Regions from separate parts of the Homo sapiens genome. Here region 2 is linked to region 1. A link is a loop called in an ENCODE intact Hi-C map of the cell type or tissue named here. Cell type or tissue: endothelial cell of umbilical vein. All regions are shown on one strand. Each heading gives the region's core, and the rest is flanking DNA. Links, peaks and the distances in the headings are about the cores only. Region 1 overlaps LOC124905020 (a long non-coding RNA gene). Region 2 overlaps KCNJ15 (potassium inwardly rectifying channel subfamily J member 15).

Region 1 (15,948 bases), core at 4,715-12,714:
TACATTGGAAATCTGTTTTCAGACATCCCGTGTCCATTTCTGTTTCTGGAAACCACTTCTAGATGAACCTTGGACTCAGTTCATCTTCCCTTTGCTCTACATTCTCTGATTTCCAAGCAATAAAACCAACAGGGCTGTATTTCTCTGGACAAGACCCTCACCTATCAGCAGAAACAGAAAAGCAAATCCTCCCCGAAACAGCAGCTTGGGGAAGTGGCCCATTGGATGCCTTTTTCTAGGGCTGTACTGTGAGAAAATGTCTTTCATTGCATCTACCCAATGCTCAAAGTTACTTCTCATTGAGAAGAAATCATAGATTTGACAAAATTGTGAGTGAACACTAAAGAACCTGTCTTCTGGAACGTACCTGTGAGGTGAAAGGAAAGGAACTTATGTTTGGTGTGTGGACTGGTGGGATGCAGGACAGGCTTCATCAGGGTGTGACTTGTGCCACTGCACAGGGGCCCATGCTCAGAAGAGCTTTGCACTTGGTTTAATGCCCTGATGGCACCATCCTGAAATTCTTTTTTCTTTTTTGTTTTTTGAGATAGAGTCTCATTCTGTCGCCCAGGCTGGAGTGCAATGGTGCAGTCTTGGCTCACTGCAACCTCCGCCTCCTGGGTTCAAGCGATTCTCCTGCCTCAGCCTCTGGACTTGCTGGGACTACAGGCCTGCATCATCATGCCCAGCTAGTTTTAGTATTTTTAGTAGAGATGGGGTTTTGCCATGTTGCTCAGGCTGGTCTCAAACTCCTGACCTCAAGTGATCCGCCTGCCTTGGCCTCCCAAAGTGCTGGGATTACAGGTATGAGCCACTGCGCCCAGCTGGCCATCCTGAAATTCTTAATACTGTGTAAACAAGGGTCCTGAATTTTCATTTTGTCCTGGGCTCCACAAATTACACAGCTTGTCCTGGTAGGACTGCATGGTGGGATTTGGAGAGCTCTGGATTTAAAATTAGGCAGTCTTGGATCAGATCCCGCTCTTCTACTTAGTAACTGTCATCTTAGACAAGTGATAGCATCCTCCCTCCCAGCCTGAGTTCTCTCATCTACAAAACAGAATTACAAACAGAATCCCACCTTTCTGGTGGGATTGTTGTTAATACTGAGTGAGTTCACCTGGCATATACAGCTAGCCTTGACCCTGGCATGAAGTCAGTAAATGCAGATAATTTGTACTCAATTTAAGTAAATTGTATGTCGTTCTTGAAATATATGTGAGTGACCTGCAATTTAATATAATAAAATATGTATTTCTTGAGTTGCTCTTACATGTACTATGCAAAAGTTCATATTTACAATGCATTATCATGGCTAAATCATAAATATGGGAAAGTCAGTTAAATAAGACTTTAAAAGAAGAACCCAAGTCTAGTCACCTAACACTTACGAGGCATTTCTCATTGAGAAACCGGATTATCTTTTATAGCCTCTGGAGACTCAGAGCCTATCCCAGGTTCCTACACATCCAAGAACAAATGTGTCCTGAGCAGATGAATGAAAGAGTAAGTGGACCCCTCAGGAAAAGAGCGTTTTTAACACCCTGAATTAACCTCTCAATATTCCTCTAACAAGAAAAAGTGTTAGGACACTGGGGCCTTAACATTAGCTTTCCTACTCACTGAGTGATCTTGACAAGTTACCTAAACTTTTATTTATGTATTTATTTTTGAGACAGGATCTCACTCAGGTTGTCAACAATCGAGGGTCATAGGTTCTTCACCCAGGCTGGAGTGCAGTGGCAGGATCATAGATCACTGCAGCCTCGACCTCCCTGAGCTCAGGTGATCCTCCCACATCAGCCGCCCAAGTAGCTGGGACTACAGGGACACCCCACCATGCCGAGCTAATTTTCTTTTTTTTGGAGATGGGTCTTTGCCATATTGCCCACACTGGTCTCAAACTCCTGGGCTTAAGTGATCCATTCACCTTGGCCTCCCAAAGTGATGGGATTATAGGCATGAGCTACTGTGCCTGGCCATCCTAAACATTTGGACTTCAGATTCGTTATTTGTGAAATGGAAAGTGAAGTCATCATAAAATCTCTTTCAACGTATTGGAAGGAAGATTAAATAAACTTATAATAGGTGAACACTTTTTGTAAACTCTACAGTGGTGTACAAATGGGATGTGTTAACTTTATATACTGTTGTTGTCAGTCCAGTGATTCCCAAAAGGTGACCAGGGAACCCTAGCTCCTCAGGGATAACAAGCAAAGCCAGTATCCTTTTCAGCCTCAGAACTTACCAGAGCCTTTGATGTGCTAATGAGCACTGGAACACTCTGTAAAAGAGGAGCATGGTTTGTGGCATTTCCCAAATACATTTGTCCAGAATCTTCTGTCAGAGAACTCCTTAAAGGATTCACGTTTTAGTGGGGCACCCACTGGAAAACACTGGGCTATCATGTGGACTGGGCCTACATGGGTTTATTTGGTAGACATGGTGCCCTGCTCACCCATCCTCTTCAGCCTCTCTCCCTCGTCATGCAGGCAGTGCTTTCCTGAAGAGTAACAATGAGGAGATGGGAGAAAGTAGATTATCTGTTTCTTAACTGGCTCTTTACCTCTCAAATAACCTTCCTCTTTGGGGCATTTTTGCACAGTTCTCTCTAGATTTAATGCATTGAGGGCAAAATAATTAACCCAAGACTGATTGCCATAGTTATTATTATTGTTCTCCTCCTCCTCGTCCTCCTCCTTTTCCTCCTCCTTCCTCTTTCTCTTCTCCTCCTCCAACTTCTCCTTCTACTCCTGCTCCTGCTCCTTCTCCTTCTTCTTCATCTCTGTCTTTTTCTTCTCTTCTTCCTCCCACTTCTTTTTTTTAAACTCAACTATGTGATGATTTCTTCTTTTACAACAATTTTATTGTCATAGTTTGGCATAGTTTACAAATTTTCAATGAAATATAAACCCTAAAATTTAAAATATTGCTCTAAGAATTTTTAAAAATAGAGTCATCTTTAAGTGCAAAGGGGCATATTATTCAAATTCAATTTTGAAGTTTATGTTTGTACCTTTCCTGGGGTTAGGGGCCATTTTAGAACATGGTAATCATGGACAGTATCTGATGGTACTGGTGGCCATTTCAATAGCTGTTAGCTGCAAATTCAACAAGTATAGGATACCTGTCTCCTTCTTGGGACTTTCATGGCATACCCCTTTTCCCAATAATGCTGTGTGGTAAAAAATAATAGTAATAATAATGCTGTGAGGTTCAGAGAGACTGAATAACTCTCAAAAGTCATGTAAAAAAGATATATGACAGAGTTACTATTTGAACAAAGGTTTTCAGACTCCCAGGTATTCCCTGCAAAGAGAAGGTATGAGGAACAACCCCTTTGTCTCTGTGACCCCACAGAAGCCTCTGGGACCCCACTTTCTGATTCTTCCTCCTATTCCTTTTTGTCTTTGATCTGCTTCTATTTCTCCTCTCCCTTTTCCTCTTGTCTTTTATCTGATCCTTGCCAATCGTGCTCTCCAAAATGAAGAACCTATGATCCCTCGATTGTTGACAACCTGAGAACATTTCTTGCCCTACCCAGGACAGAAGGAAATGACATAAAAACATTTTATTCATTGGGTGAAATGGGATTATTTTTGAGCTGCTCTGTTCAACATCAGTGAGGCTGCTCAATAAAGAGAAGAGGAAACCTGGCATAAAAGAAGAAACTGGGCTTCAGCTTTGCATGCATATACATGTTTATTGCAGCACTATTCACAATAGCTGCAAAGACATAGAATAAACCCAGATGCCCATCAATGGTGGATTGGATAAAGAAAATGTGGTACAATACACCACGGAATACTGTGCAGCCATAAAAAAAGAAAATTATGTCCTTTGCACCAACATGGGTGCAGCTGGAAGCCATTCTCCTAAGTGAATTAGTGCAGAAACAGAAAACCAAATACCACATGTTCTTACTTATAAATGAGAGCTAAACATTGGGTACCCATTGATATAATGACAGGAAGAGCAGACACTGGGGACTCCAAACATGGGGAGGGAGGGAGGAGAGTAAGGACTGATAAACTACCAATTGACTACTATGTTTACTCCTTGGGTGACGGGTTCAATTGAAGCCAAAACCTTAGCATCATATCCATATAACAAATGTACACATGTACCCCCAGAACTAATATTTTTAAAAAAATAAGAAACATTTCCTCCCAGAGACAGTGTCCTAATGTGGTTTTATCAGAGTCGGTTCTTCCTGGTGGGAGATAATAAATAATGGCATCTTATCCAGAAGACTTCATCAAGTACCTGAAGTTTACTCTGGGAACATCTGGGCTGTAGCCCCTCCTTCCAAGGAGCTCTGGGATCAACTTCTGATACTGAGAAGCGTGAAGTTCGAATTCAACTTTAGCCTTGTTATGCTTGTGTGTGCACTTTCACACTTATTGTTAAGGGATTCGTGAGTGGCTGAGGAGAGGAGACACAGAAGACTCCCTTTCTTTGTAATGTGCAAAAAACCATAGAGAATCAGTAAATGCAGATGAATGGGAATATAAAGCACTTACTGTTCTTATGGTTCAAAGGTTTTAGAACAGGCACATCCACCTTTACTCAGCCACAACCAAGAAGACTGGAATTCAGAAGCACACTCGACCTCTAAGCCTGCCTTTCTCATCATGCTGTCTCACACTTCTCCCTGGATAAATAAAGGCGACCTGTGCCCTAGCATTGATAATGATGCTGGGGACAAAGTCAAGCTCCGACAGTGTTGGGACAGTCTCTGGAGTCTGCCTGGGCCCTGGCGCCTGAAATGGCCTGGCTGGTCCTTAGGCCGGGCCACCTTGCCTGCCTGTTTTCTGGTTTCTTTCCCTCCTGGGCCATCTGTTTTTCACCTGCCTGATGGCTGCAGTCTGCTTTCCATCTGGTCATCGTTCCAAAAACATGGGAAGCAGAATATGACAAATGGTGATAAATGGAAAGAAAGGAGTCACAGAGGTTTCAGCGTTGATCATCCACAGATTTACCAGCCATTATAAAATTTGGCTCCTGCTTATTCATTTTCATCTGCATGCCAAAAGCAATCGATTGTAGAAAAGACCCGCATTCTTTGTCTATTTTACTTGCCAAGTCAGTTGGAGTCCAGATGGTGACACTGACCTTTGCAGAGTTCCTCATTCTTCCCAGGAAATGTACATTCGAGGAAAAGTCAAGCCTCTTACCACTTTAGTGGTACCATTAAGAGGGTGGTTGGGGAACCTGGATTATTTTAAATGCATACACGCACACACACCAAGCCTGGAACATGCTGCTTGCTCTTATCATCAAGAGTGTTATAATTTTGGGCTGGCTGGAAAGCAAAAGCTCCAAGTTAGAAAGCAATCTGTTCCACCCCTGCCCCCTCACCCTCCCTGAAGCCAGACGGCTGTAGTGCAGCTTTCTCCTCTTCAGACACACACCGGGTTGGAGCCTGTTAAATTGCATCGGCACTGACTGGACCTCACAGAGGCCCATGTTCTATGCCCCTCCGGGAACCCTCATTGGCTTTTGGATACTTTCCTTGCTACTCCGAGTTCGCCAAATGCTGTGATAGACCCTTGTAAGGTCACAAGAGTGCAACAATGAGAGAAAAAAAAAGCTGTGATTCTAAAACTGAACCACACTCCTACATTATCAGGATTTTTCCATTTTCCAGTGAGAGTGGAATAGAGAAGACTTTCTGCCCTGGAGCCTGGTTCCTTTCCATGGATCTTAACAACAGGGGGAAATAGTAGACCCTGCACCTGCAGGAGGAGGAGGGTCTGGGGAAAGACAAAGCTGGGATTAACCTCATGCTACTAGTTATAAAGAATGATTTGGAAGGATCAGTATCACCCAAATTAGCTATTTGCCAAACACTGAATATCTATCAACTGATAACCACCCTCTTATTATTGAAATAATTTTGTTTTCATAAATCCAGTTCTAATTCAAGAAGATGCCGTTTCATGTGAACTCCATCAGATTACAGCTCTCCAGGCACAAGGGGTCGCTGGCTTAGAATCAAAGCACATGTCCAGATTTCCTCCTCCTCACTTTTCTTCTTGGTTGTTTATAGATGCGAAATTCTCTTTCCTTGCTTCTCCATTCTGTGGCTTTAGGGATTTAGAAGAACAAGAGCTAAATCCTTACTTTGTGTCAGGGTCCGTAACAAAGGCTTCACACGTCTTAACATGTTGAGTCCTCAGAGCAAAGGCATGGAGAGGGATATACTATTATCATCCCCATTTTACATATGAGGACATCAGGGCACAGATAGGTTAACTTGCCCAAGGTCACAGGCTAGTATGTGTGGGTTTGAACCAAGGCCATGGAGCTCCAGGATTTGTGCTCCTAAACATGTTGCTGTGGTCCCCCTTAGAATGTAGAGCAAGAGTTCTCAGCTGGGGGTGATTTTGCATTTGGCAGGGGCCCTCTACTTTAGCACTGTCTGGAGACATTGTTGATTGTCACAGGTGGAGAAGCACTCCTGGAATCTCGTGAGTGGAGGCCAGGCTGGAGATGCTGCTAAACATCCTCTAATGTACAGGGCAGCTCCCCTCAGCATAGAACTCTCCTCCCTCAAGTATCAATAATGCTGACATTGAAAAAAACCCCGATGAAAAGAAATCACCGGACACATACACAGAAATGTACACAGATGTATAAATAGTAAATCAATCAATCAATCTATCTCTGTTGATCCACCTATCTAGCTAGCTACCTATGTCTTCCTTCTGCTCCCAGAAGACAGCTAAAAGGTTTACTCTTTTGAAAGGGCCTTTAAAGTATTCACTATTTTGAAAGCTTTTAGTAGTAATTTTCATATAAGAGTTATAGAGTAAAGTGATTTACAAGTTATTGTTCCTTGAAAATATAGTGGTGTGTGTGTGTAGTAGGGATGGCTCCCACTTTAGTTCCTGTGGACTTTCCCTTTGGCTGTGGAAAGTCCAGGTCATTCCCTAAGACCTTGTACCTGTGATTTTTGTCTCCACTTGGCCTTTGAGAAAAAAGCTGGGCCAGGACAGGTCATCTGGCCAAGGCCAAGTTCTCAGTCATTTTAATTCTAATTACATCCAGCTTACATTACACATTATGTTAATATCACACTCCATCATGTTACAGCAATATACATTATGTAATATATTAATAGACATTACCTATTCTGTTATTAGCACATGACATTAATACACCTTATATTAACACACATTAAATATTACATCAATACACATTACATGCTACATTGACAGCACATTACAAATTACATTAATAACACATTGCAAATTACACTAATGCATACTACATATCACAGTGATGCACACTACCTATCACATTAGTAACACCTTCCATATTACATGATTAACACATTACATCTTATATTTATACACATTATATATTACATTCATAATGCACTCGATATTACATAACACATTACATATAATGTAATTATATGGAATATATGATTAACACATTACATATTGCATTAATGCACATTACACATTATATTAATATGTACATCCTGATGCCTGGTTGAAGGAAGCTCATTCTTTCTGGAGTCCCCAACTCTAATATTCCTGGTCACCTCCAGTCCTAGTTGTCACCTGCAGCTGATCTAGACAACGCTGGTTTCTCAAAGAGCTGACAGTTCCCCCAAGGGCAGCTCCCTCCCAGGCAAGCACAGGCCCCTTGGCTGCCTGGGAAGTTCTCCATGTTCTTCACCCTAGCTTGCTTCACGGCCCACAGACATCCCCTTTGTGCTGTGCTTACCCAGTGGGGTCCTGGTCCTTTGGGGTCACCCCCACAGCTGCTCTACTACAGCCTACATGGCTGACCAGGGAGACAGGTGAAGCGATGTCAGTGCTTGACAACTCACACGGCCCAGCGAGCCATTCCTCAATGCTGATCAGTTCCCACAAGTAACAGGCTCTGGCTGAGTGAAGGAGATGGTGCAGGTGCAGGTCAAGACAGGGTCACTGCCCTTCTGGAGCTTGGGTCTAGCAGGAGAGCGGAGTAGAGGTAAGACTTTAATTAAAAGACCCATTGATAACTTGGAATTAAGGGTGATGTGCTGTTATATCTAGCTGTGAGGAAAAAGATCATTTGGTTTCAGTTCTTAGACCTGGGTGCTGGGCTTGGGGAAGCTTGTCCAACTCTTCTTTCCCTCCAGGTGAGTTCTGTCTTGAGGCCTCTCTTTCATTTGTTCCCCCTGCTCTGTGGTTTCTAGGTGCATTGCCCATCCTTCAGAGAGCTCTGTGTGAATCCATAAAAGGTGCTTAAAGCTTTTCACTCCATGAAGCCTCATCTGTCTCATGAAAGCAATAAATGTAAGTGGACATTTGGGAGGAAATGTTTGCTTTGCATGCTCATAACTGGATGGCTCATTTGGATGGAGATTGCCCCAGACATCCATGTAAGTCCTCCATCCTAGTAGACAGCAAACTACTGCAGCACGAACCATATTACATTACTAACACACTACAAATTATACTGATACACACTACATATCACAATAATTCACATTACATATTACATTAGTAACATCCTCCATATTACATGATTAACTCATTACACCTTATATGAGCTGGTTTGTGCTGCTCCCTATGTAAGCACCCTCTGTAATTCCATCAGGATCTCAAAGGTCTGGAGCTCAGGTTCAGCCACAGTACCTGCAATGCAATGAAATTAATGGTATTATGATAGTAATGATATGATAATATTAATGCAGGCTGTTGTGCAGTACACCTACTAAGGTTCTGGGAAATAGAATCCACAAGACATGATATACACCTTATCCTTCCTTTTCCTCCAAAACACTGCCACGATCTATCAACACCATCATTTAACAGATGTTGAAAGAAAGACTCTAAAAAATAACTTGCCCAAGGCCAGTCAGTGAGTTGGCTGCAAACTCTCTGTCTTTCCCCATTTCTTCCTTTTCTCTATTCCACGTAGTATTTAAGTCATCACCTCCTGTTCACCCCACAGTGCTCAGCTCTGCCACCCCTCACTCACTGGAGCACCAGTGCTCAGGTCACCCACTATGCCTACCTTGCACATCCCACCTCTGGCTGCACCCACAGGCTCACGCTAGGCAGGGAAGGGCAGGTAAGGGCATCAGGCATTGTGCCCTTCCATAGCCAGGCTCATGGAGGGCTTTCTGAGCAGAGATTCTAATTCTGCCAGCTGACCTGGTAGAAGCCCCCAGGCTGCAGCCCTGTTCTGCCCACTTCCACTCCCATGCATAGGGACATCCACAACATCCACACTCCAGGTAACTGAATCCACCTCCCCACTGCAGCATTTCAGAAGATGCTAAGTGCAGGATGAACCACACACTTCCTTCTCCAAACTGGGCCACTTTTGAGAGTAAAAGAGGCATTATTAATAACTGAGACAACAGGTGGATGCTGGACATATGTCATTCACCCTGTTTGACAAACTCCTGTCGCCTCTCACCAGCAGAGGAGGCTGTGAGACCAGAAGACTTGGAAGGAAGTGGCAGGCACTGATTGTTTCTAAGGGAGCTGGGTTGGATCCTCGTTTTGTGTGGTTGGGAGGCTGGCAGCTGGCAGTCCCCTCAAGCCAAGCATGATGTAGTGGGGGTAGGTTATCTTTCTTCTCACTGCCTTAGTGTCCTCAGGATTGCCTTGGGGCCACTTTTCTTGTCATCAGGAAGTGAGCAGGACCACAGCTGATGACCCTCAGCCTGTCATTTTGGTGCAATCCAGGGTTTAACTGGCCGGGGAGTAAAGGGGACTGTTGCACCATTCCAGGCTGGCTGAGCCTTGTATCTCACCTCCCCACATCTCTGTATCCCTGGGGCTAAATGGGGCTGTTTCCATGCTCCTTCTAGAAGCTTCTCCAGCACCAGCCTTCCCCCAAACCAGAACAAGAGCATTGATCTACACCCAAGAGGAGCAGGAATCAGCAGAAACACAATGGAACAAACTGATATGCCATCTAGTGGAAACACAGAAAGCCTCAAATGAAAATCTCAGCCAAAATGAGGCCACTCAACCAGTGTCCAGTGAATCAAGTTTCTGACAAAAGTCAGCTAAATCAAACACCTCTGTGTTTCACCCTTTTTGATGGCAACGCCTTAAATGTGACTGCTGCTCAGAAAGCCAAGTAAAGAAAATATAATGGGGCTGCTATTGGCTCATTCCGAATCAGGCATTTTCTCTCAGGTCAGCATTTGGGATCAGAATTTTGATTACATAATATTGTCGAAGGCAACAGAAAAGGACCATTGACTCACAGGGTGTTACAGCTGATAAAGGACTTCAGAATTAATCAACAAACATTGAGGCAACATTAACTAAAGGTCAAGAACTATTCTAACCACCTTATAAATATTTATTCACTTAATTCTCACAGCAGCCCTATATATAAGCACTAGCATTATCTCCACTTGACAGATAAGGAAACTGAGGCATGAAAAAGTTAAGAAAGGTGCTCAGGGACACACAGCTGATAAGGCTTCGCACCCGTTTGGTTAGGCTCGGAAGCCACTGCACCATGCCCAAGGTCACAGAGCAAGGAGTCCAAGCAGTATTTCCCTTACTCAGAGATATGAATAGCCAGAAACACTTAGGATGTTTGGTTTTACAACCCACAACCTCCTCCCCCACCTTCGCCAAAAGATAAACTATTTTCTTTTTTTCTGGAACTTACCTAACATAACATAATCTACATAAATCTACAAAATAATGTTGTTCATGAGAAAGGCATATTCGATTCAAGCTTATCCACCTTAAACTGCTTCTGCATAACCAACCTAGACGTATACAGAGTCCCTTCTGTTAGTTCCTTTGATGGATTTTTGCTTTTTTTCTCCTGAAAGTAAAAAGCAGGAACATATACTGTGATTTATTAGGTTTTGCATCTGTGACAAGGAATGCAGTCCTAGAGAGGGCGGTAATTAGCTAATGCTTCTGGAATGCTGCTTCCTTCCCACCAGCCCCTGGAGGTCAGCAGGCCAGGGGCGAAGGCAGCTTTGTCCTGCCCCTATGGGAGGTTGTGTTTCTCGACCCAGTGTCTTGAGTTTGCTTCGGGGCCGGCATCTATGGAGAGCAGGGAGCATTTGCACTCCTTGGGGAAGAGGCATGAGGAGGGGCAGCGGTGTCCTAAGCTCCTAGTGACTCAGTCTATTCTTGACCTGCCATCACAGGGATGAGTTTGGCCTGAATGAAAGTCACACACCCTGAGCAGGCTCTGAGGTTTGGTTTAGTCCACAGTTTTTCAACCTCAGGACTATTGACGTTTTGTCGTGGGGCTACTGGATGCACTGTGAAATGTTAACAGCATCCCTGACCCTCCACCACTAGATGCCAGTAATGGCTGTAACCGTAATAGGTTCGCTGCCTGATGGGCAGCCAGCAAGTCAGTACACCGAGACAGCCAGTTGCAGCAGAGAAAGAGGGTTCATTGCAGAGCCGCTGAATAAGACGGGAGGAAACCTCAAATTTGTCTCCCCGAGGAGTTTTAGGGTTAGGGTTTTTAAGGGTTTTAGAGTTGACCAAAGTGTGGAGATCAGTGGTTGATCGAAGAGTGCAGGGTGAAGGCATTGGACAAGAAGATGAAGACGCTGTATTCTCATACTGATTCAGTTCCTCTGTGAGGTGAGGGTCTTCTAACTGGTTGGTGTGAGCTGTTCCACTGGAATTCAGGATCTGAAAAGCATCTTAAGCAATTTTTTTTTTTTTTTTTTGAGACAGAGTCTCACTCTGTCATCCAGGCTAGAGTGCAGTGGTGCGATCTCGGCTCCCTGCAAGTTCCACCTCCCGGGTTGACGCCATTCTCCTGCTTCAGCCTCCCGAGTAGCTGGGACTACAGGCGCCCACCACCACGCCCAGCTAATTTTTTGTATTTTTACTAGAGACGGGGTTTCACTGTGTTAGCCAGGATGGTCTCGATCTCCTGACTTCATGATCAGCCCGCCTCGGCCTCCCAAAGTGCTGGGATTACAGGCGTGAGCCACTGCGCCTGGCCACATCTTAAGCAATTTTTAAGCAAAAGCCTTGTGATTCTAACCTCAGAGATGCTATCTATAAGAACAACAGGGATACAGATGGTCAGTGTCTAGGCCTACCTGACTTTCTGTTACAAGGAAGTGGGCCGAAGTGCAGCCTGATTAATGCTTAATTATAACTATATTTCTGTACAGAATTCTTGTTAAGAATTATTGGGTCCAGGATTGACCTAATTTTCCCAAATTATTTAAGATTAATTATAACATGGCCTCTCAGATTGGTTCAAGGGTAGAGTGAGGGGGACCATGCCATTTGGGAAGAGCCATTCAGACATGTCTAATAAGTAAGCATTGCTTTTCTCTACCTTACTCAATATTCTTTACAGATTTCAGAAACAGCCTAAAACAACATTCCACACATTGAATGCATATACTAGTTCACAGTGAGGCCCTAGAGTACTGGAAGCAAAGCTGGGAAAAATTAAAATTCTAAATCTTCTACACAGTAAATGCAAACATGAACTGGACATTCCTCATTTCTTCCATATTTCCTTTTCTACCATCTTTAGCCTATTCTCAGCCTCAGATGGACTGACGCATTAAAGCTCCAGAGTGTGGGTAATTTATGGAACTTGAAAAATGCATGTCTGGGAGCCATGGAGAGAGGGGGAAAGGGCAGTCCCAATCAGACCCTCAGTCTCCTCTTTGTCTTTCATGTACTCTCTAATGTCTACTCCATTGAGTGTACTCTTGGTACCCAACTCCTTTAATGGGAGAAGCTTTCAGCTGTTGCTCAGGGTATTGCTGCTCATATGCACTAAAGCCATTGAGCACACTATTCAGGGGACCCTCACCAGCCCTCTTGGATATTTGCACTATTGGTGGTCCTGAGGTGACCTCAAGGATGAGTCATAGGAGTTAGTCAATCTTTCAAAGGGAGTGTCTGTTCCCTCTGCTGGGAGATCGTGTGTTATTTGATGCAAATTTTCAATACAAACCCACTTTAAATACAGAAGACATCCCAGATGGAAAGGAAAAACCTTTTCAGACAGCTATTCTTCAATTTGGTTTCTGGAGGCATAATTTTCTTCGATGGTAGGCAGAATTCTAAGATGACTTGTGCCTTGAATAATCCCTTCCTCTTGAGTAGGGGCAAGAGCTGTGGATATGATGGGATCTCACTTTGTGTTATAATGTATGGCAAAAGGGACTTCTGCAGATGCAATTAAGGTCTCTTAACAGATGAGTTAAGGTAAAGGGAGACTGCCCCGGTTGGGCCTTATCTAATCAGGTGAATTCTTATGGTCTTAAAGTCTGAGACAGAAGTCAGAGAGAGGCATGTTCCTGCTGGCCTGGAAGAAGAAAGCAGCCACAGTAGCTAGAACCAAAGAGTGGTCTGAGAGCTGAAAGCAGCCTCAGCCCAGGAGCCAGCAAGAAAATGGGGACCTCAGTGCTACAATCAGAAGGAACTGAATTCTGCCAGCAACCAGAGAGCTGGAAGAGGGCCCTAAGCCTCAGATGACCTTCCAGCCCTGGCTCAATAACTTATGTTGTTTTAAGTCACTAGGTCTATACGTAATTTGTTATCTGGCAATAGAAAATCAATGCACCTTCATTTTATTTTGTTGCTAAATTGGATATTCACTGTATTTTCTTATTTGCTTTGTTCTTGATGCTCTGGCATCTAGGGCCTTGTTGACAGGAGGAAACCACCCTTCCCAAGGCTTTACTATCCCAAAGATTGTAAAGGACTTGCCCTGGAGCATGCTTTTCATATGAAAACTAACCAATCCAGAGGCCTTACTTTGAACCACCTTCTCTCTCTGGCTCTTACACTCCAGGAGGTAATGTTCCTCTGCTCTGATCATCTCAGGACCAGGTACCAGACAGCTAGAGACAGCCCCTATACCCTGGAGCCTATCAAAATTACTTAATCTAGCAGATCATACACCTACCTAGTCTGTTTACCCTGCCTCACCTGTTCCTTCCCATGAAAACCACAATAAAGATGTCTGCCTCTGCTTTCCCCATTTCCCCACTCTGCTTCCTTATAAACTTTGGTCCTTCCATTTGTAGCCCCTCCTCTTGGGAACTGTGAATAACAAACTATCTTGTCAGTAACAGTCATCGTCTGATTTGTTGGCCTCACCATACTGGAATAATAATAAAACCTATTTAAAACAAACTGTTAGGATCGTTTTGCTTATACATTTCTTCTCTATGTGTTCTACTCAGATCCTCCCAAACTTCAGAAGTGTCAAAAAATACTAAATGCAGATTATTAAATCTTGACCTTAATTAGGTTCCATTGTGAATTTTTTAAATAAAAAGATTGTTTTAGTATTAAAAAAATTCTTCACAAGGGATAACAAGCACATCTTGGCTTTTGTCCCTTCTTACAGATTTTTAGCATAAGCTGAAAGAAAAATAAAACTATGGGAAAGATTTTGCCAGACAAAACAGAACAATAGGCAGAGTTCCATGTAAAATGCCTGATTGGTGCAGGCAGCCAGTATCCTCTAATGGAAAAATTCACAAATGTAACAAAAATAAATGGTGCATCATACATTATGTTTGTCAATACTTTTGTGATGATTTATGCTAGAATGGCAAGCCAGAGATTGCCTAATTTTATGTCCTATGCTTTAAGACCAGCCTCCCATACTTTCCTGAACGTCTGAAGAGCTTACAAAAGGGCTTTTGCTTTGTTTTACTCAAAGAAAAGTGAACTCCTTCTCTTACTAATGATTTGAGCATTTTCCTCTCAGGAAACAAATAATATTTAAGCAAGTGATTTAGCATGACACTATTTTTTGCTTCTAATGTAAAAGGCCTATTACTTACAAAGAAAAACTAGATATTTATAAATAAATTATTTTGTTAATAATGTGCTGTTCCTTTACACATCTTATTATCTTGTATTAATAGCTCTAGCCATACTGACATTTTTAGTTTTATCTATACATGATATTTTCTCTAAGAGGCAGATTTTAGAGGCCAGTCAAGCATTTGGATATAATTTTGTGCAAGGATTTTTTTTAATTTACAAATAATGGTATCACATACCTGAGCATCTGCAAATAAATTGGTAACTGCTATAGTTACAAATAAACACACACTCATGTATGCACACACAACCATGATCATAAACATATCCCTGTGCCTCTCCCTTTTCTATGCACACCTCATACATATAGGGGGTATGTATGTGTATACCTGTGTGTGTGTGCGTGCATGTTTTTAATACTAAAACAATCTTTTTATTTAAAAAATTTGCAATGGAACCTAATTAAGGCCAAGATTTAATAATCTGCATTTAGTATTTTTTGACACTTCTGAAGTTTGGGAGGATCTGAGTAGAACACATAGAGAAGAAATGTATAAGCAAAATGACCCTAACAGTTTGTTTTAAATAGGTTTTATTATGTTTGTGTGTGATACTCTTATCAACTAATTGGGCAGTAGATTTTGTATTATGGCAAACATATCACTTTAGAATTTGACATGCCTGTGACTGACACCCACACTACAGCATACTTACTTCATCATTGTAACTTTGGATATTTTAACATATTTGGATGTTCATTTATTTTTACAACAGGAAGAATAATTCCTATCTCACCAAGTTACTAAGACGGTTAAATATGGCTCCACCTGCCTGAAATCCTTTTTCTCCTGACCATCCACACTGATGTCTTCTTGTCCTTTGAATGTCGCTCACTGTTGTAGAAAGGGTAACCCTGACTAATTAGCTAACATAGCCATCTAATGACTGTTATATCTCTTGATTCATAGCACTTGTTTATGTCTGCTTTGATCATATTCATTTCATTAAATATATATCTTACTCCCTCTGTAAGAGAACAAATGCTGTGAGAACAGGACCTTGTTTGACATGTTCATTATTCTAGCATCCAGTGCCTGAAAACATGCCTGACACATAGTAGTCACTTGATCAATATTTGTATGAAGGAAAGAAGGAAGGAAGAAAGGAATAAAAGGAA
Region 2 (15,948 bases), core at 1-8,000, 140 kb after region 1:
GGTTGGGAGTCATGCATTGGCTCCCTTTTTCATCCTGGGGAAATTACAACACAACGCAGAGTGTCCAGAAATCTAAAGAGCTGGTTTAAGGTGAAAAAAATGCCATGAATGAATGAACCAGATGTTTAATAAATCAAAACAACTATTTTGTTGGATTTTTATTTGAATTAAATTTCCCAATTTTTAATAGACTGTGATTTCAATATTATCGAAATGTAAACAAAGATATATTTTTAAGGTGGCATTTCTACTCCAGCATGAAAAAAATAGTGGCATTTGCACTCTAGCATTATTCTGTCTCCCTTATTTGAGTCTTCAATATATATGCCCAGCTGGAGGGAGAAGAAGAGAAAAATGAAAGCACTAGGCCTTTGACTAGGTTTGGTTCTATATGCTGTCATGATGTTCAAAATGTCAGACATTTGACCACATGGCACAGTGAATACTCTCACGCTCTCAATTTTGGCTTTCATTCTTGCTAGACTTTTCTTCTATTAAATTTCTGAAATAACTAGTTTTTTTTTTTTGAACTTGAAAATCAGCTTTTTATTTTTTTTAATTTTATTATTATTATACTTTAAGTTTTAGGGTACATGTGCACAACGTGCAGGTTTGTTACATATGTATACATGTGCCATGTTGGTGTGCTGCACCCATTAACTCGTCATTTAGCATTAGGTATATCTCCTAATGCTATCCCTCCCCCCTCCCCCCACCCCACAACAGTCCCCGGTGTGTGATGTTCCCCTTCCTGTGTCCATGTGTTCTCATTGTTCAATTTCCACCTATGAGTGAGAACATGCGGTGTTTGGTTTTCTGTCCTTGAGATAGTTTGCTGAGAATGATGGTTTCCAGTTTCATCCAATAACTAGTTTTATCATAGCTTTCCATGATGTAATTTTTTAAGCGAAAGGTACTAACATTTCCAGTCTTGATTTCCAAGTTTTGTGGTGTGCACTCGAAATCTAGTCTCTGATTGTTAAACTCTGGGTAGGTACAAGAGGCTCTTAATTTTCTTCCTCCCAGGAGGACTTACTTACACTTAAAGGTCAAAAGCTTAACATTCACTTCTAAATGGTTAACTGCATACACTTTACCCTTTGTAAACTTCAATTTATCTTTTTTTTTTTTTTTTTTTTTTTTTTTTTTTGATACTGGGTCTCGCTCTGTCGCCCAGGCTGCTAGAGTGCAGTGGCGCGATTTCGGCTCACTGCAAGTCCGCTTCCAGGTTCACGCCATTCTCTCCCTCAGCCTCCCGAGTAGCTGGGACTACAGGCGCTCGCCACCATGCCCGGCTAATTTTGTTTTTGTGTTTTTAGTAGAGACGGGGTTTCACCGTGTTAACCAGGATGGTCTCGATCTCATGACCTCGTGATCTGCCCGCCTACAAGCCAGGTGTGGTGGTGCGTGCCTGTAATCCCAGCTACTCAGGAGACTGAGGCAGGAGATTCGCTTGAACCCGGGAGGTGGACGTTGCAGTGAGCTAAGATCGCGCCACTGCACTCCAGCCTGGGCAACAAAAGTAAAACTCCGTCTCAAAAAAAAAAAAAAAAAGAAAAAGAAAAAGAAAAGAAAAGAAAATAAACGTGGCAAAACTAGACCTTCAGACACTTCACTTCACTTAACCCTATGGCCCTCCTTATCTTGCACCCAATTTCTTTTCAACATCATACATGCTTGGTTGACTGTTTCTTCATATTTGCTGTTCATTCTATAAAGTCAAATAGATTGGTGGGTTAAAAAATAATCAATTCAAATTCAAATTAGGAATTTATGGACATTCAGATATCCACATATTTGAGGGCAGGAATTTTTACTTTTCAATTGGTATGTTGGCAGTGTGTAAAAATAGAAGACCAAGAGAAGGCGGTTGATTGGAGTTGATACTTAATAGCTAATAAAAATTACAAGAAAGGATGGTGGAAGTCAAAGGACAGAACTGATACACGAGTATAAAAGCCAACGATGTCATATATGTAGGCAAAGTCTTTGTAATCTGAATATAATGCCAGAGAGCTAGGGCTGCCAGGCACTCTGTATGTGCAGAATATGTCCTATATGGAGTAATTTTTTATTTGTGTAGACTTTTTTAGGATACCTTAAATGTCTTACATGCAACCTTTTTTTCCCCATATATTACAAAATTGCCTTGGAAATTAGACAAATCTTCAAACTTAACTGAAACTCCTGTCCTGAATAGTTATTTGCCAAATCTGACAAATTTACAAAGAGTGTTCACATAATCCCAAACTATGCCCATTTCTACAAGAGAAATACATGCCTCTTTATTTGGAGTTTATGATATTCATACAACTAGTAGTAGAGTCAGGGAGTATTCCAGAAACATATTTCCCTGGCTTGCCCAATTATCAAGGGAAAATTTCAGCTGAACACGGGGAACCCAGTCTTTGACACTCCTGTGTGCAGTGTGGAGCAGCGTGCACTGTCTGAGTCTCCATAGTGAGGAATGGTCTTCCCTGGGGCATCACCCTAGAAGGATGGGCTCAAAGTCGCCCTCCACGTGGGTGCACAGGAGCCCAGATTCTCAAGCCCCAGTTGCAGAATTAGGCTGATGGTTTTACAAAAGAGTCCTCCTAAAAGTCCATCACTAAGTTTTGTTTGGTTAGCAACCCTTGCCACATGATGTAGTACTTAGCTATAATTTTATTTTTATTCAAGGCCAAATCTTATCTGGTGTCCATGCCTTCCCACCTACTTAAAATTTCAAATTTCACCCTCAAAAATATTTCAGTAAATAAAAGTTAGATCTACTCAAAATTAGACTCCAAGGGAATTACTATAGTTGATTATAGAGTATCTATTTCCTTAAAAAAAAAAAACCATAAGTTGTTGACTCTGAGCTAGGAAATGCGTGATCTCTCAGCTGACTTACTTTATGCAAATTTACTTAATATTATAGAAGAGTAAAGAGCTTCCAAGAAGGTGATTGGAGGGAAGTTCAAAGGGAAGATTTTTTTCATTCACTGTAGTTTTAGCTGTATTCTTTCATCTGCAATCAAATCTCAGGATTAAGGATGTCGTATTACATCAAATCATTACAGGAAGTATGACTGTATCAGCGGCTTTTTACAAAAACAAACCTCCAGATCACAAAAGGAAGCTGTGTTTGTGTACTGACACGAAGTGTTACGTAGCAGCCAGGAGAGGAAGGATAGCAGCCGACTTGGATCCATTTTTGAGGAATTATTTCTGTAAGGTGTCATGGAATTGTAAGTTACAAAAATAAGGCTTTTGTAAACAGAATCTCCATTCCAGAAGGACGGACTCCAAAATGCTACTTAATGAAATTCATGGGAATGTTATGGTGATGGAAATCCCAAATGACATGTAGATTTTATATGCAAACAATCCCACTGCTTGTAACTCCTGGCAGTGTGTACTTACCAAAATCTTGATCACACTTAGGTCTCTTGCTATATATAGAACCACATCTGATCCTTATACAGTGTTGCAAGATATATGTCCTTGCTTTCCCATGGTTCTTAAGTGAGTCTTAAGCTTGGATTTGCTCCAGCAGAATGGTGGTTTGTGTTTCTCAAGGCTGAGCTACTATTTGGTGCATGTCGGAAATCTCACACTAACTGTGGATACTCTGTCATCACTGAACCCAATCATACAATGACCAGACAGCTTTAAATACCTACTTTTGTATGCTATGAATTCATCCGTTTACTTGTCAAATCCTTTATTTCCATATGTGTCTCCATCACCTTTTTTTTCTCTCCGGATAAATGGAATTACTGTAACTTGTGAAACAATGGCAAACACTATAAAGCTAATTTTACAGTCTTGAGTTTCTTTTTGTTTCACTGGAATGGTAATGGTGTTACAGTGGTGCTCTGACAGACAAAAAATCTAATATGTCCTTAGAAAGTTCAGAGGGGAACTTATTTGAAATAACCTTTTCCAGTGATGGCAATCACAATAATGTGGGAATGACTAGGTCCTAAAAACTTATCAAGGTGTTACTGTATATCAGTACGTAAAGAAATGTATTTTGCTTCTTTCCAATCACTGAATAGAAAATGAAATCCCTGCCTCATCGCTCCTTTTTTTTTTTTTTTTTAAGACAGAGTCTCACTCCATCCCTCAGGCTGGAGAGCAGTGGCTCACTGCAATCTCCACCTCCAGGATTCAAATGATTCTCCTGCCTCAGCCTCCCAAGTAGCTGGGATTACAGGTGTGTGCCACCACGCCCAGCTAATTTTTTTATTTTTAGTACAGATAGGGTTTCACCATGTTGGCCAAGTGGGTCTCAAACTCCTGACCTCAAGTGATCTGCCCGCCTTAGCCTCCTGAGTAGCTGTGATTACAGGCATGAGCCACGGCGCCCAGCCTCATCTCTCTTTTTCTGCCTGATGCTCTCCTGCTCCAGAATGCTTATTTCATTTTAGTCAATGATTAAAAATCAAGCAACCGTTTAATAACAAACATCCTTTCAGCACTGCAACCCTTACCAAAGTGCCTTTTGTGCTATTGCTCCTTTACTTGGATGGATTAAAAGAAAGAAAACACTTAACTACATAAGTCCTACAGGCATTAGTATGGGTGTCACCCTAAAGCCGCACACCTAATTAAAACCCACGTAGCCAAGGAGTGCATCCAAATGGCAGTAGTTATCCTCCAAGCAGTTTCCTGGGAAAACTACACACACATGCAACAAGATAGTTGCCACAGCTCTGAACATTCCAGAGTGTCTCTCTTAGAGCCCTCTCCTTTGGAGCCTTGGCTCATTCTTTGTAACATTCTCAGGGGTGGCCAAGCTTTGTTCTTGGAGGGAGCATGTGACAGCTGGAAATAAACAAGGCTGATGCAGATAGTAGGAAGTCATCTTTGAGGATACTGTTTGAACAAAAAGGCAAAATGTTTTCTAGAAAGTGCACAGTCATCTGAAACACAGTCATGAAGCTAGCCGGTGGGACACATTTTATTAATTTTAATTTGCATGGAAGTTTTCAGACACATGTTATTTTCTACCCCGTTATCTCAAACGTCAATTGTCCTTCCAGGATGACCTTGGCTGAGAACTGAGCTAACCACATCCAAGCCATAAGGCAGCATTGCTTTCACCACACCATGTCCTTGGAGCAGAGAATAAGGGAATTTGTCATAGCAACATGGGAAGCTTTGGTTCTGGGCTGGATACGCAACATCCCGGCAGGCATAATTTCCCTTCTCAGAAATCCTGTCTTCATAAATGTTAGACAAACAACTTTTATGGTTTAATTTTTCATGCAAAAGTCCATATTCTTCCCAGAAACTCTTACATTGTTCAAGTGATTATGTTCTAAATTAGTCTATTCCTTTACTGGAATTTAACACTTGCATAATAATCTTAGCTGATAAGGTATTTGAGTGATCTAAATGTGTTTTCACCCGTCCTAAGGGCTGCTTTCTGCATCTTTCTTAGTTTGCCTCTATTGAGTCTGCCAGAAACTCTTACTCTTTTTAAGATTTTGTTCACGTTTTTATTTTATTTTTTTATTTTTTGAGACGAAGTATCCCTCTTGTTGCCCAGGCTGGAGTGCAGTGGCGCAATCCCAGCTCACCGCAACCTCCGCCTCTTGGGTTCAAGCAATTCTCCAGCCACAGCCTCCTAAGTAGCTGGTATCAGAGGCTCCCACCACCACACCCAGTTAATTTTTGTATTTTTAGTAGAGACGGGGTTTCGCCATGTTGGTGAGGCTGGTCTCGAACACCTGACCTCAGGTGATATGCCCACCTCAGCCTCCCAAAGTGCTGGGATTACAGGTGTGAGCCACCATGCCCAGCCCACACATATTTTTAATTAACAAATAATAACTATATATAGTTAGGGATTACAATGTGATATTTTAATACACATTTTAGAATAATTATATCAAGCTAATGATATATCCATCTCCTCACGTATTTTCTTTTTTGTAGTGAGAGCATTTAAAACCCACTCTATTAGCAGTTGTACTTTCTCTTGACAGTGTACCTCTCTGTAAACTCTGTTTAACGTGCCCACTCAGCATGTGATTTAAAGATCTGCAATGAATAAGTCCACTATGACCAACAGACTCACAGCCTCACAGCAGCCCAGAACAGTGTGCTTCTCCTTACCCCTACCCCCACAGTAAGTCTGGCTGACCTGCTACATGTTCAAATATGTTGTGGCATGTTCTATTGCCCGCGTGCCTCTTCTGCTCATACAAGCCCCACACCCCCCAAACACACAAGTCTCATGACATCTGGTCACATCTTAGATATCCAGAGAGCAAGAAATATTCATATTTGTAGGGCTCTGAATGCTAAAAACAACTTCAAATATTCAATAGTCCATGTTATACCCCATGAAAGGGTAGAGGAAGGACATATGCAGTTATCTACACTTTGCAGAAGACCCTGTAGCCCACTGACATCACTTCCAGAGTGGCCCAGTGAGCCATTGGTGGCAATCTGGGTCTTTTCCTTCTTTTCTTTTCTTTTTTTTTTTGTTGAGACAGGATCTCACTCTGTCACCTGGGCTGGAGTGCAGTGGCGTGATCACGGGTCACTGTAACAACTTCCCAGGCTCAAGCAATCCTCCCGCTTCATCCTCCTGAGTAACTGGGACTGCAGGTGTGCGCCACGATACCCGGATAATTTTTTAATTTTTTTGTAGAGATGAGGTCTCAGCTTATTGCTCAGGCTGATGGCGAACTCCTGAGCTCAAGCGATCTTCACACCTTGGCCTCCCAAAGTGTTGGGATTACAGGTGTGAGCCACTATGCTCAGTCTGGATTTTTTCCTTCTGGCCTAGTGTTTTATCTCCAAAATTTACAACATGGAAATCTCATGGTGGAGCAGATTTCCATGTGAGATGGATCAAAATTAGGGCAAAAGTGATAGCAGAATAGATAACCCAGGTGAAAGCATGAGACTGGGAGTCTGGATAAATTGCCTAAAGGCCTAACATGCTTCAAAAGGTCTGTTATTTAGAGGCTGGCAACATGAGATAAATATCCCGAAGGTAGAGAAGATATGAAGTGATCAATTGAAAAGGAAAAGGCAGAGGAGTAAGAATGCCATTCATCAAGACAGAAACAGAATCCACATCCCTGCTGTTCATCTAAGCAGAGACAAACGGTTGACCAAAGACTAGACATGGGGTGACTAAGATTAAGAAATCCTACAGAAAAGTCAAGATGAACAAGCATTCAGTTCTCAAGTCCTCACATTCATTATGATTGCATCATATGAGGCTCAGAAAAGTTGAGTAATTTGTCCAGTTACCCATCTACCAAGGCGTAAAGCCAGGAGTGGCCAACATAAAAGCCTGGCTTCCTCTCCATGTTTTGTCCTGCCTCCCAGGTGGGCCATTACAGGGTGCATCCAAAAAAGCATAGGTGATTTGGTGGTTGATGCTCTTGGAGCCAAAGCAGCATTTGCTTTGTGCTCAAGTGTTTCCATCAAGTGAAAACAAAGCCATGGTTGAATTGCGGTGTCACCACAGACGACTTGCGGGCGTTGAATTCATGCAATGCAAATAATAAGGGATTGTGCCAGTGTGCCTCCCATTGTGAATAGAGCAGTGAGCTTTCAACTGAATGTTTTGCTGAGTTCTAAAAACCTGATTTGTAAGGATTTATACTGGGCTTCTCAGAGAGGCTTTAGGGTAGGTAATTATTTTAAGGTCTTGGCTGATTGAGTCAAGCGGCAAAGAGAGCTTTGTAGAGACAAGCAAACACTGCAGAATCAGTGCAGCTGGCTGGAATCCGATACTGAGCTTACAGGGCCTAAAGGGAGCAGGTGAGTGGTCCCAGCACAAGCAGTCACTGCAATTACAGTGACCAGGCCCGGGGAAGGAAGGCTCAAGACCCAGACACCAAGAAAAGCTAGAAACACAGGGCAAGAGAACAAGGGGTCTTAGAAGCTGACTCTAGAAAGATGTTCTGACAGATTGCTCTTGGCACTAGGGAAGACCTGCCTACAAATCTCTCCATTTCACAAGCAGATAAATAAAGAGGGGCAAATAGGAGAGGAGTGGAGTATGAACCCACAACACATGACGGAGATCAAGGAAGTAGAGCTTCAGGAGCAGAGACCCAGACCCAGGGCCTTCAAATCAAGGGCAGGACTCTGTCCTTAATAGGAGTCAGGAAGAAGGGAAGCAAGACAAAAATCCTACTGCAGGGACAGAAAAATGAAGGCTGGAACTCAAGTGCAAAGAGGCTGGCCAACACAGGAAAGGAACTGGGTAAAATACTGGGGCTTCCTCATTGGAAAGAAGGATTTGTGGCAAGCTGGACCTGGACAAGGTACACTTGTTAAGGAGTCAATGGCTCGTAACATCTTCATCTCTCCTCAGTAGGAATCAGAGCCGGAAACCACAATTTCTATTTCAGTGCTTCCCAGGGCAAGAATTGGCAGCCAGAAGGCAAGCACATCATCACAGCCTGAAGTGCATATTTCATCATCAGATGAAGCGGTTTCTCGCATCATTTATTATTTACCCAGTCACTTTAACAACCACCTGATCTCTGAGACAGGTCCGTGGAGTGTTGTGGTCTCCACATTAATATTTATTTAGCGATGGACATTGTACTAGGAAATAAAAGCAGATTCCTAAAAGAGCTATGTTATTTGTATTTTTCGAGGGCTGCCATAATAACTGCAAACGGTGGTTTAGAACAATTCATTGTATCACATTTCTGGAGGTCAAAAGTCTGAAGGAGGACCATGCTCCCTCTGAGGTATTTTCGCTGGTCTCTCCCAGCTTCTAGTAGGCTCAGGAGCTCCTTGGTTTGTAGGAGCATAATTCTATAATTCTAATCTCTGTCTTCATGTGCACATGGTGTTCTCACATCAGCTTCCCTTTGTGCCTGTCTCTGTGTCCAAATTGCCCCCTTTTTATAAGGACTCCAGTCATGTTGGATTAGGGACCACCCTAATGACCTCATTTTAATTTGACTACCTTTCTAAAGATCCTATTTCCAAATAAGGTCACATTCTGAGGTACTAGGGGGTTAGGGTTTCAACATATCTTTTTGGGAGGATACAATTCAACCCATAACACTATTCTTTCCCATCCATTTCATCACCAATTGATCTACCTTCAACCTTCCTTCTAATCAGAATCATACTCATATAAATAAACCAGAATAAGATTCTTTGCTTTGGAAGAGACAGAAGCTTTCTCTGGGTTACTGTAACTGTCCTGAATTTCCTATTTCTGCAGAATGGACAGAAAAAGCTGACTTCTAGCAGACATTCTATTATAGTTTGACCATAGCCACATGGGAAGTTATGCCAGTGGACATTCCTTTGGAGACAGTTTCTGGTTCTTAGTGCAGAGAGCAAAGAACATTCTTCCTTGGAAATTGCCTCCACTATTTTGTAAACAGGAGAGGACTTTTCAAACCTGGTTTTCAAACAGCCAGAGACTAATTGTGCCCTCTCCAAGTTAATCATATACTGGGCTTCCTCTCTCAACTGCTCTCACAAAGCTTGCTGATTTCTCAATAGCACTGAGATACTTGAAAATAATTGATTTCTAGATGCCTTTCATAATTCTGGCTCTGCCATTGTCGTCATTTTGTGTCTCCTACTATAAAGGTTAGGGAAAACCCTTGCTTGGCAAGCCAGCAACTCAGGTATGTTGCCTCAAGGTGATTCTGCATCCATCACTGGACCACCAGCTGAGGTCCCCACACTTGCTTTGCTTTGCTGAGTCAAGTCGCACCCCATTGTTTTGAGAATAATGCTCTTATGTGTTGCATTTCTCCCCAAACCTCTCCTCATCCAGTGCCGGAAACGTGAGAGCTACCCTTGCTTTCTCCCACTCCCTCATCACCTGTATCTAATTCATCACAAATCCCCGTCCACGCTACCCCTGGCATTGCTCTCAAGTCAGTTTCTTCTCTTCCATTCTAATCTCCCGGTGCTTAGTTCTGGCCACCATCATCATCATCATCACAATATATGTTTTTAAAAAGGCACATTTCACACTGGCTACCCTGTTTCTAGTCTTTCTCCTTCCCAATCTATTCTCCACACTGTACCCAGTGTGGTCATTCTAAAATAGAAGTCCGATCATATTACTCTTTCACTCAAAACCCAACCTCCAGATAAAGGGCAAGTGTCCAGACATTGGACTCATGCCTCTCCTTGATCTTGCTCCTGGTAACCTCCTCCCTTGTCATCTCTTTCCCTTGCGCTCTACTTTCAAACATCCTGAACTCTTTGCAATCCCCCAGTGCTGAAGGTTTTTCCTCCTCCTGCAGCCTCTGGGATATTGGTTATGCTTCTCCTTTCTGGGATGCTACCACCCCAACCCTGGCCAACTCCTGCTTGGTCTGCTGGCTGTCTGTCTGAATGGCTTTCTTGACAGTGCCTATGTGATTCTAGAGGAAGGGATCCTGCCACTCTGTTGACTTCCCCATGGTGCACAGGACCTGATATGGGATGGGGGGCAGGGAAGTGCCGGGCAAAGAAGAGCAGAGTCCCTGGTGAGGGCTATACCCTCTGGCCTGTGCCCACGGACCTAAATGAGGATAGGCATTTCTGGTTTTGAGTTCAAAAAGTTGCCTTTTGGCCTGCCACACCCCTTCCCCCATCCTATGCCTATAAAAATCTAGGACTGTAGCAGGCACAGACACAAGTGGCTAGACGTTGAGAGGAGCAGAAGAACACACTGGCAAACACCAGCAGACACTGGCAGGCCAGTGACAGTAGAATGACATAGACACGAAGAGAATTCAGTCAGGGGTGGTCAGAGAAGAGTCCAGCCGCTGGATGGCCAGACTCCAGGGGAAGATCGCTTTCCCACTCCATCCCCCTTCTGACTCCCCATCCATCTCGCTGAGAGCTACCTCCACCACTCAATAAAAGCTTGCACTCATCTAAGCCCACGTGTGATCTGATTCTTCCAGTACAGTAGGGCAAGAACCCGGGATACAGAAAGCCCTCTGTCCTTGTAATGGGGAGTTGTAAACACTCACCCCTAGGTACTGCCATGGGGTTGGAACCCAAACATGCTCCCCGCAACCTCTGCACCTGCTCATCTGCATGCTCCCACTATGGGGCTGAACAGTGGGGTTCCAAAGAAGCGAGCAACACCCCTGTTACATGCCCTGCAAGGGGGATAAGGGAACTTCTCCGGTTTCACATCCACCTCTCAGAAGGCTGTCCTGACATCATGACCTAGCCTGCCATGCCTCTGGGTAGCATTCCATCTCTGGAGCCAGGCCTTCCAACTGGGCTGCTCCCAGGCCCTTGCCCACTCTGGTAAGTGGCTCCCCACTGGTTCTTCTGATAAGACCGGGGTGTGGTGAGTGAGATAGGGAGACACTTGCCTCAGGGACAATATTTGTGGGTTGCTGAAAAACTCAGTAATCAAGATTCTATTTTAATGGATCAGTAAGAGTGCTTAAAGGAATATTTATAGTTTCGGGTGTTTGAGAAGAAAAAAAAGGTTTCTTCTCCAGCCTTAAAGAGTCAGAAAAAGAAGAATAAATTGAACCCAAAATAGAAGGAAGAAATCAAGGAAATAGGAAATACACTAACAAGAGTTCTGTTTCCAGCAAAAAAAAATTATCCTCCCACAGATAACAACTATAAGTGCTGGAAAAATACATAAAACCAACTAACCAAGGACCCTAGAGAGTGAACCAAAGCAAGCACACTTCACAGGAGAGTTGAAGTTCACAGGAAGCAGCCAGCATGGGGGAAATTCTCATTTTTTTCAGCTTTACCCTAAGGATAGATGCAGCTGGCTTGTGTCAGAGGTCAACTAAAGCTCCTGTAAATAGCTCACCATTTTTCTGGCTCATGAAAAAAAAGAGAAGGTCCCAAGGGCAATCAGGGCTACTGGAGGGTGGAAGAAATCCAAGAAAGAAGAGCACATGAAATGGGAATCCCTAACTTTGTGCATAAACTCTGGACAAGTCAGTGGGTGACCACCGAACCGTGCATAGAGAGGGCAGACTGCACCAGTCCAAACTAAGATCATAAATACTATGTAACCACTGGCAAGACCAAGCTTGAAGTTTAACTCTAACAAAGTTTAACTCTAACTAGCCCTCTAAGTGAACATCCACATACTTTGTAAAAAGAGAATGGAATTCAGAATCTCTACAACATATCTTTGACAATGTTCAGGATACAATTCAAAATTAAAAGACCTATGAAGAACCAGGAAAATGTGGCTTACTCTCAAGAGAAAAGGTAGTCAAGAGAGCCTAACCCTGGGGTGATCCTGATGTTGGAATTATTACATAAAGGTTGTAAAATAGCTGTTAAAACTATGCTCAGTGATTTAAAGAAAATATGCAATAAATGAAAACTTAAGAAATCTCACTAAATACATAGAAACATGAAAAGAACCAAATTAAAATTTTAGAACTGGAAAATAAAATACTTGAAATAAAACTTTTACTGGATGAACTGAACAGCATAATGGAGGTGAAAGAGGAAAGGATAGGTAAGTTTTAATATAAATCAATAGAATTATCCAAACTAAAGACAAGAAAGAAAAAAAGACTAAAAAAAGTTTGTCAAACACCAGGAATCTGCGGTATAATGTTAAATGTACTGGCAAAAAAATCCCAGAAAGAGAATGGGGCAGAAAAAAATATTTGCAAAATAATGACAGAAAATAACCCTCATTTGGTGAAAGAGAAAGATGCACAGATTCCAGAAACTCAGAGGACCCCAAACAGGAGATGTTGTATTATATCAATATATATAGATTATATATGCAGAAGACCATTTTAAAAATAATCAAATCAAACTGCTACAAACCAACAATAAAGAGAAACCTTTGAAGAGAGCAAGAAAAAAATTCTACATTACATGCAGGAGAACAATGATTCTAATGATCACAGAATCTGAAAAGAGACCATGGGGTGTAGAAGATAGTAGAACAATATTTTAAAATGTTAAGGGGAAAAAAAAACTTGTCAATTTAGATTCTATTTCCAGATATATATGTTTGTTTCCAGATATATATATATATGAAATATATATATATTTCTATATATATTTCATATATTCTTCTGAAATATATATATATATATTTCAAGAATGAAGACAAAATGAAGACATTTTCCAAATAACAGAAAACTAAGAAAAATTGTCTCTACAGACCCACAGCACAAAAAATATTAAAGGAAGATTTTCAGGCTGAAGGGAAATAAAATGTCAGATGGTAACTTTCATCTTCAAGCAGGAAGAAAAAGCGTCAGAAATGGTAAATATCTAGGGAAAAACCTGTTTTCTCTTAATTTATTTAAAACACATATGGATATATTTATAATTCTAAAAGTATCTTGTGGATTATACATCTATATGTATGTGGATTATACATATATGTATGTATACACACATAATAGCATAAAGACAGTGGGGTAGTGAATGGATATACACACTTGTAAGATTCTTACATTCATATAAAATGATACAGTTTAACTCGAACTAGACTGAAAAGTTAAGAATGAGCATGGGATCTTCAGAGAAAACCACTAGAACTGATAAATTAGTTTAATAAAGTCACATGGTAAAAGATTATTATAATCAATTGTATTTTTAAATACCAGCAGCACAAATTTGGAAAATAAAAGCTAAAAATTTATTTATGATAGCTTCAAAAATAAAATATTTAGGAATATATTTGACAAGATATATCTACAACTTACAACTGAAAAATACACAACATTACAGAGAGAAACTAAAGAGCACCTAAATACATGGAGAGATAAACCATGCTCATAGGTTGGAAGACTCAATGTGGTTAAAATGTCAATTTCCCCAAATTGATTAATAGATTTATTACAATCCCAACCAAAATTTCAACCAGCTGTTTTGGAGAAATTATCAAACAGATTCTAAAATGGATGTCACAATACAAAAGACTCAGAATAGCCTAAGATTTTTTTTAAAAGAATCATTTTAGAGGATTTGTACTAATTATGTCAACATTTATTGTGAAGGTGTAGTAATCAAGATGGTATGTAATTACAAAAGGGTAGACATTTATCAATGGATCAGAATAGAGTCCAGAAGTAGACCTACACATATAATGCCAATTGAATTTTGGTGAACATGCCTGAAAAAAATTCAATGGGGAAAGGAGAGCCTTTCCAGCAATGGTGCTAGAATAACCAAATCTTCATACGGAAGAAAAAAACACTACAGAGAACCTCACATCACACACAAATTTTAAAAGGGATTGTAGACCTAAATGTATAAGCTAGAAATACAAAACTTCAATTATGTTTTGTTATTAGGTATAAGCTAGAAGTACAAAACTTCTTGGGAAAACATACAAACACATTTTTGTGACTTTGGGGTAGGCAAACATTTCTTAAACAGGACGTAACTAGTATAAACAAGGAGAAAGATGATCATTGGATTTTATCAAAATTTTTTAAAATTTCCTAAGGGAAACAATTAAGCTAATAAACACAAACCACAACATTCGGCAAAACTATATATATATATGACAAAGCACTTGTATCCAGAATATATAAAGAAGTCCTGCAACTGAATAAGAAGACAAAAAAGTCAATTAAATTGTAGGCTGAAGACTTTTTTTTTTTTTTTTCTGAGACGGAGTCTTGCTCTGTCGCCCAGGCTGGAGTGCAGTGGCGCCATCTCGGCTCACTGCAAGCTCCGCCTCCCGGGTTCACGCCATTCTCCTGCCTCAGCCTCCCGAGTAGCTGGGACTACAGACGCCCGCCACCATGCCCGGCTTATTTTTTGTATTTTTAGTAGAGACAGGGTTTCACCGTGTTAGCCAAGATGGCCTTGATCTCCATTGGCAGAAGATTTGAACAGATTCTTCACAAAAAGAAGATATATGAATGGCCAATAAACATATGAATACATTATTCTACATGATTCGTTGTAGAAATGCAAATTAAAACCACAATGAGATGTCACGATAAATCCATGAACAGAAAATAAAAAGACTAGCCCAATTGTTAATGGGTACATGGAGCAAACGGAACTCTCGTATACTGCTAAACAGAATACAAAATAGCACAACCACTAAGGAAGACTGACAATTTCTTAAAAAGTTAAACACACATATTGTAAGACTCAGACATTCCATTCTTAAGCACTACCCAAGTGAAAAGAGAACATCTGTCCACTCAAGGACTTGGTTGGGCAGTCATCCCTTGGCATCTGAAGGGGATTGGTTCCAGGATCTCCTTCAGATACCAAAATCCAAGGATACTCAAATTCCTTATATCAAATTGTATAACATTTGCATATAACCTACATCTATTCTCTTATATACCATCTCTAGATTATTTATAATCATAATACAATGTAAATGCTATGTAAATAGTTGTTTACTATATTTGATTTTGAAACCTATTATTTTTATTGTTGTATTCTAGTTTGTATTGTTTTGCTATTTATATTTTTGATCCATGGTTGGTTGAACCCACAGACACAGAGGGCCAACTGTACAATATTGTTCATGGAAGCCTTCTTCATAATAGCCAAAATATCTGTAAACCACCTAAATATTTATCTATTGGTGGCCGGGCACGGTGGCTCATGCCTGTAATCCCAGAACTTTGGGAGGCCAAGGTGGGCAGATCATGAGGTAAGGAGTTCAAGAACAGCCTGACCAACACGGTGAAACCCCATCTCTACTAAAAATACAAAAAAAACAGCCGGGCATAGTGGCGAGCATCTGTAATCCCAGCTACTGGGGAGGCTGAGGCAGGAAAAATGCTTGAATCCGGGAAGCAGAGGTTGCGGTGAGCCGAGATCGCGCCACTGCACTCCAACCTGGGGGACACAGCAAGACTCTGTCTCAAAAAAAAAAAAAAAAAAAAAAATATATATATATATATATATATATACACACACACATACATCTATCAATCGGTAAATGGATAAAAAAATATGGTCTGCCCATACAATGGAATACAAGAAAAATCAATGATCTACTGATGAGAAAAACAA

What was found. Peaks named below come from ENCODE experiments on the same cell type or tissue, not always from the same donor. Only the 100,000 strongest peaks of a DNase experiment are listed, where the experiment ranks them.
Region 2: a loop joins it to region 1, with 10 times the contacts of the local background. A loop is called at or near these places in 1 of 110 quality-filtered maps.

The regions. Positions count from the first base shown.
Region 1 is chr21:38,160,972-38,176,919 of GRCh38, forward strand. LOC124905020 (a long non-coding RNA gene) reads left to right here. Exons shown (of 3, transcript XR_007067862.1): 2 at 8,198-8,297; 3 at 9,827-10,729. Among named protein-coding and RNA genes, the nearest start is that of DSCR10, 37 kb to the right of the region's middle. RefSeq lists an enhancer at 10,804-11,098. In endothelial cell of umbilical vein, for the core only: CTCF peaks have their summits at 9,437 and 11,315 (motif pointing right); DNase peaks (open chromatin) are centred at 9,470, 9,950 and 11,040; H3K27ac peaks cover 2,433 bases.
Region 2 is chr21:38,303,544-38,319,491 of GRCh38, forward strand. It overlaps KCNJ15 (potassium inwardly rectifying channel subfamily J member 15), which reads left to right. Exons shown (of 3, transcript NM_170736.3): 3 at 1-3,814. Among named protein-coding and RNA genes, the nearest start is that of LINC01423, 35 kb to the right of the region's middle. In endothelial cell of umbilical vein, for the core only: no CTCF peak of the experiment used is centred there; a DNase peak (open chromatin) is centred at 3,068; H3K27ac peaks cover 1,377 bases.